Linked DNA regions of Homo sapiens: region 2 is linked to region 1. Evidence: read pairs that join two places in POLR2A ChIA-PET (ENCODE). Cell type or tissue: A673. All regions are shown on one strand. Each heading gives the region's core, and the rest is flanking DNA. Links, peaks and the distances in the headings are about the cores only.

What was found. Peaks named below come from ENCODE experiments on the same cell type or tissue, not always from the same donor. Only the 100,000 strongest peaks of a DNase experiment are listed, where the experiment ranks them.
Region 2: POLR2A ChIA-PET joins it to region 1 with 7 read pairs; 6 of 35 experiments call an interaction of 5 or more read pairs at or near these places.

The regions. Positions count from the first base shown.
Region 1 is chr12:509,046-511,955 of GRCh38, forward strand. All of the region lies in intron 1 of B4GALNT3 (beta-1,4-N-acetyl-galactosaminyltransferase 3), which reads left to right. Among named protein-coding and RNA genes, the nearest start is that of B4GALNT3, 51 kb to the left of the region's middle. RefSeq lists enhancers at 320-893, 1,737-2,383. In A673, for the core only: no CTCF peak of the experiment used is centred there; DNase peaks (open chromatin) are centred at 586 and 1,466; H3K27ac peaks cover 1,712 bases.
Region 2 is chr12:435,592-438,501 of GRCh38, forward strand. CCDC77 (coiled-coil domain containing 77) reads left to right here. Exons shown (of 13, transcript NM_032358.4): 10 at 2,744-2,910. Among named protein-coding and RNA genes, the nearest start is that of B4GALNT3, 23 kb to the right of the region's middle. In A673, for the core only: no CTCF peak of the experiment used is centred there; no DNase peak of the experiment used is centred there.

The sequences.
Region 1 (2,910 bases), core at 232-2,731:
AGGTGTCTAAGACAGACACACTCAGACAACACTGCTTTCCCCATCACTGCCTGTCATCCAACACTTCAAAGATGATGGACAACGTGTCTGAAGCTGATGGGGCGGAGGACCCCTGCACACCTGCACCTACTAACCTACTGCTGTACCTTCGCCCCACCCCCAGCCCCCTTTGAGAGCTCAGATCCCGCCTAGGAGGGGATGGATGGGCTTGTTAACAGCTGACAAGTGCTCTGCAAAATGCAGCTGTTTAATCATAAATGAACATTAGAAGGTGGCCTGGAGCCACTGTGCTTTAGGAAACTCATGCGCGTGGAGAGGACAGGAGGAAAGGAGATTTCCAGGGCAGGAGAAACTTGGGAAGCAACACTGAATGGGAAGAGAGGGAGGCTTTCTAGGGGATTTAAATGATACTGAAACCCGGATACGGAATAGGAGAAAAAATACCAACTTGCTCTCAGGGTGTCTTTACTCTCCCCAGTGCAGATTTCATTGACCTAAATCAGGTCTCTGCTCCTATTTGCTGGTACCTAGTTCAAGAGAGTCTTATAAATACACAAAGCCGGAAATGCCTGGGTAGGGGGGTGGCAAGAGCATGCGGTTCCACTCCAGGACAGGATCTGACTCAAATCACACTTCCCTCCTGGATTCCAGACTGTCAGGAGGGATGCCTCCGAGGTGGTGTTTGGAAGGAGGTGCTGAGAGCGGAGCTGGGTTATTCTAAGCGTGGCCCAGGGAAGATCTTGCCAGACTTGTTAATGTGTGACCCCACCCAGTGCCATGCTCAGCAAGGCAGAGAAGTGTGCTGTGGGTGGTGGGAGCAAGAAAGAGAGGAGGCCAGGACATCTCTATTCCACACATACCCTGTTTCATCCCTTGCTGCATTTCACTAAAATTATCCACTCGCCCCTACGAGACCTGCTGTGTCCTCCTTGAGTCCTTGTTTGGCATACCTTTGTTCCCTTCCATGGCCGAGTGAGTTCAGTCCACATTCATTGAACTGAAAGCTCACAGGTCTTGGAGCCTGGAGAAATAATCGGAACCATTCCCTTTCGTCTCCAGGCAAGATGAGCGATGGACCCAGGTTGCCTAACCTAGTTAGCTGCATGACACTCCAGAGCATCCAGCTCAAAGCAGGCATTGACAGGGATGGGGCACCCAGAGAAATGGCGCTGGTGCTGCTGTAGGGGTAAGATGTAGCAGCAAGGGGCGGGCAAGAGGGCTCCAGATGATTTCTGCCATGCTGAGCTAGCTGCCTGCTGGCTTTGTAAGCAGTGGAATAAGAAGACTATTGTGTCAACTCTTTGAGGGGGTGTGGCCTTCCTTGGGGTGAGAAAGCACAATGGGAAGGGCTAGCAGCTCCCCCGATCCTCTTCCTACTGTGACCTGAGAGACACTCCATGGGGGGGTTGGACGCTGGGGGGCTGGTCAGGGGAGTTGGCTGGGCTGGGAGGGAAACGGGCCCTTTCAAGAGCAAGTCAGACTCTGGTGAGCTGTTTACCCGCCTCATGCCCAAGGGTGCAATGTGAGTCATTTAATTTAATTGGTTTAATAAGTAAACGGTCTGGGTACAAAGAGGAGGGGGTTGGGTATGAGAGGGAGGGGCGGGGCAAACCCTGCAGAGCTGCTTTGGAAAGAAACCTGTTGCCAGCCCTCTAGGGATGGTCACAATTAAACAGGGAGTGGAGATGCTTTGGGAAGTAGGGAGAAGGGAGAGCCCCAGATGTTGAAGTGGAAAGAGGAGTAGAGGCTATAAGTCGGCCAGCCTCAGATTCTCAGTGCCCATCTGAGTATTCGATTCACTGGTGCTGGTATATCCACAGGGCTGTGCAACCATTGCCACTACCTAATTCCAGAGCATTTTCCTCACCCTAGAAAGGAACCTCACCCATTATCAGTCACTCCCAATTCTCCCCACCTCCAGCACTGGAACCACGACTCTCCTTTTGGTCTCTATGGATTTGCCTATTCTTTTTTTTTTTTTTTTTTTTTTTTTTTTTTTTTTTTTTTTTTGAGACAGGGTCTTACTCTGGTGCCCAGGCTGGAGTGCAGTGGCAGCTCACTGCAATTTCTGCCTGCCAAGCTCAAGGTATTCTCCCACCTCTGCCTCCTGAGCAGCTGAACTACAGGCGTGTGCCACCACGCTCGGCTAATTTTTGTTTTTTGTTTTTTTTGGTACCTTCCACCATCCACCTTCCACCTTCCGCCTTCTGCCTTCCGCCTTCCACCTTCGACCTTCTTCCACCTTCGACCTTCCACCTTCCACCTTCCGCCTTCTGCCTTCCACCTTCCACCTTCCTTCCACCTTCCACCTTCCACCTTCAACCTTCCGCCTTCCGCCTTCCACCTTCTGTCTTCCACCTTCCTTCCACCTTCCACCTTCCACCTTCTTCCACCTTCCACCTTCCACCTTCTTCCACCTTCCACCTTCTTCCACCTTCTTCCACCTTCCACCTTCCACCTTCCACCTTCTTCCACCTTCCACCTTCCACCTTCTACCTTCCTTCCACCTTCCACCTTCCGCCTTCGACCTTCTTCCACCTTCCACCTTCCGCCTTCCACCTTCGACCTTCTTCCACCTTCGACCTTCCACCTTCCACCTTCTTCCACCTTCGAGCTTCCACCTTCCGCCTTCCGCCTTCCACCTTCTGTCTTCCACCTTCCTTCCACCTTCCGCCTTCCACCTTCCTTCCACCTTCCACCTTCCACCTTCTTCCACCTTCCACCTTCCACCTTCTTCCACCTTCCACCTTCCACCTTCTTCCACCTTCTTCCACCTTCCACCTTCCACCTTCTTCCACCTTCCACCTTCCACCTTCTTCCACCTTCCACCTTCCACCTTCTTCCACCTTCCACCTTCCGCCTTCGACCTTCTTCCACCTTCCACCTTCCACCTTCTTCCACCTTTGACCT
Region 2 (2,910 bases), core at 279-2,778, 73 kb before region 1:
GTCAGAACTCCACAACTTAGTACTTCCTTGTCTTATTCCTAGGAATGGTCCATACTTATGCAGGCTATGTGTAAATATCCCTGTAGTCCTTCTAATCATATAACCCGAAGTTAGCACTCAGGAAAATATCTCCTGTCTGATTGTTTTGTTTCATTTTTTCCAGTAAAGACAGGGTCTTACCCTGTTGCCCAGGCTGGAGTGCAGTGGTGTGATCATAGCTTACTGCAGCCTTGAACTCCTGGGCGCAAGCAATCCTCCTGCCTCAGCCTTCCAAGTCGCTAGGATTACAGGTGCATACCACCAAACCTGGTTTATTTTTATTATTTTTTGTAGAGATGGGGTCTTGCTATATTGCCCAGGCTAGTCTCAAACTCCTGGTTTCAAGCAATCCTCTCACCTCAGCCTCCTGAAGCACTGAGATTACAGACATGAGCCACTGTGCCCAGCCTTGCACTCTCATTCTTAGTACATTAATTCAAACTCTATTCCTTTGTTTAAATTGTTCCTATTGCTGATCCTTTGTCTTTTTTTTTTTTTTTTTTTTGAGACAGAGTCTCGCTGTGTCGTCCAGGCTGGAGTGCAGTGGCACAATCTCGGCTCACTGCAAGCTCCGCCTCCCGGGTTCATGCCATTCTCCTGCCTCAGCCTCCTGAGTAGCTGGGACTACAGGCGCCCACCACCACGCCCGGCTAATTTTTTTTTTTTAATTGTATTTTTAGTAGAGACAAGGTTTCACCGTGTTAGCCAGGATGGTCTCGATCTGACCTCGTGATCTGCCCGCCTCGGCCTCCCAAAGTGCTGGGATTTCCTTCTTAGTAGAGACAGGGTTTCACCATGTTGGCCAAGCTGGTCTCGATCCTGACCTCAGGTAACCTGCCCACCTCAGCCTCCCAAAGTGTTGGGATTACAGGCGGGAGCCATCGCGCCCGGTCTGCTATGTTTCTTTTAACATAGTATAATGTGTTTGCATTTGGCCAGTATTTCTCCACCTTCATTTTTATTTTTAGTATTTTTGCACTTAAGTATAGCATCTTGACATTTCAATGGGTTTTGTTTTTAAGGAACAGATATTTTAATATTGTCATAGTAATTTGTAATTTTATATCTGTTTTCCAGAATACCAGTAACCTTCCTTGTTTAGCGTTATCTGCATATCTGAGCACATGATCGGTTCCTTCCATTAGATGGATCTTCCTAAGAAGGGCATGAAATCCAGGGCCGTTAATGACTGCCCTTTGGGTATCACTTTCAAGCTACTTGTATTTTAACAAGCCTATAGTTTCCCAGTTTGAGATTGAGAAGATAATGTAAGACAGAATAAAATAACTCATTGAAAGTGAGAGAGACCCTTGTGGTAATTGAATCAATCTCTCTCTACATACACATGCACACATACCTGACTGTATATATTCACCTTGTGACATTTACTCTACTGTGTGCTTGGCACTCTGCTGTCATTTCCTCTTATCTGTGCACTCTGTTACTCATGAAAATAAGTGGATCTCACATTATTTGTTTGGTAGAAAAATACAGTGATTGCTTCATGGTATTTAATACTCTTGCAAGCAGCCAGATCATTCAGTATAGCATTTTTCTGGGTGGTAATGTTAAACTGATGAGTTGCTAACTTCCAGGGATATTGTTTTTTAAAGATAGAGACGTTGTCTATTCCTAAATTTCAGGAAATAGTCACCATGAATCTGTTAACTGCCTGTGTATGTCCAGTAGTTAGTATTATCCTTGACAATCTCATGGCATTGGGGCAAAAATAATAAATAAGGTATATGCTTTCACTCAGGCTGGGAAAAAGTGCATGTTGACAGTTAAAATATGACAGATGAGCAAGTGTTGAATTATAAGACAAGGGAACATTAACCTGGGATGGAGTTTCAGAGAATGGAGGAATTAAAATAGGCTAAAGTTGTTGGAAATGACTTCATACAGGAAGTTGATTTTTAAAAAAGTAGGCCAGGTGCAGTGGTTCACACTTGTAATCCCAGTATTTTGGGAGGCTGGGGCGAGAGGAGTGTATGAGCCCAGGAGTTCCAGACCAGACAAGCCTAAGGAACATAGCAAGACCCCATCTCCACACACACACAAATTTTTAATGAGCTGGCAAACACCCTGGGAGGTGGTCCCAGCTGCTTAGGAGGCTGAGACAGAAGGATTGCTTGAGCCCAGAAGGTCAGGGCTGCTGTGAGCTGTGATCGTGCCTCTGCACTCCAACCTACGTGACAGAGCAAGACCCTGTCTTAAAAAAAAAAAAAAAAAAAAGTTCTTTTTAAAATAAACAAAGGATAAGATTTTGATATAGGCAGTTCTACATGGAGCACAGCATACACAAAAGCAAAGCTGTTTTTGATACTATAGAATTTGTATTAACTTGTCAGAACACCGTGATTTAGTTCTTCCTTGTCTTATTCCTAGGAATGGTCCATAGTTAACGCAGGCTATGTGTAAATATCCCTGTAGTCCTTCTAATCATATAATCTGAAGTTCGCACTCAGGAAAGTACCTGTAAAGACCAGTCTATGAACCAGTGAGCATGGGTAGATACATTATACTTTACCCAGTAAAACATGTAAGATTGCCAGTGATCAGATTTTTAAACCTGCTAATATTTTACAAAATTTATATATCACACCATTTTAAAAGAACCACTCTCTTCCATTTTGGAATAATCCTTGCTTTCAGGTGTGCTGTGTGCGCATCCTCATGTCTGCATTTATACTTTCTTTCCTAGTCTTCACCACACCCAAGAACTGCTCTATGAGAGCACCAAAGATTTTCTGCAACTCAGATCTGAAAACCAAAATAAAGAGAAGTCATGGATGCTTGAAAAAGATAATTTGATGTCAAAGATTAAGCAATATAGGGTGCAGTGTAAGAAGAAAGAAGATAAAATTGGAA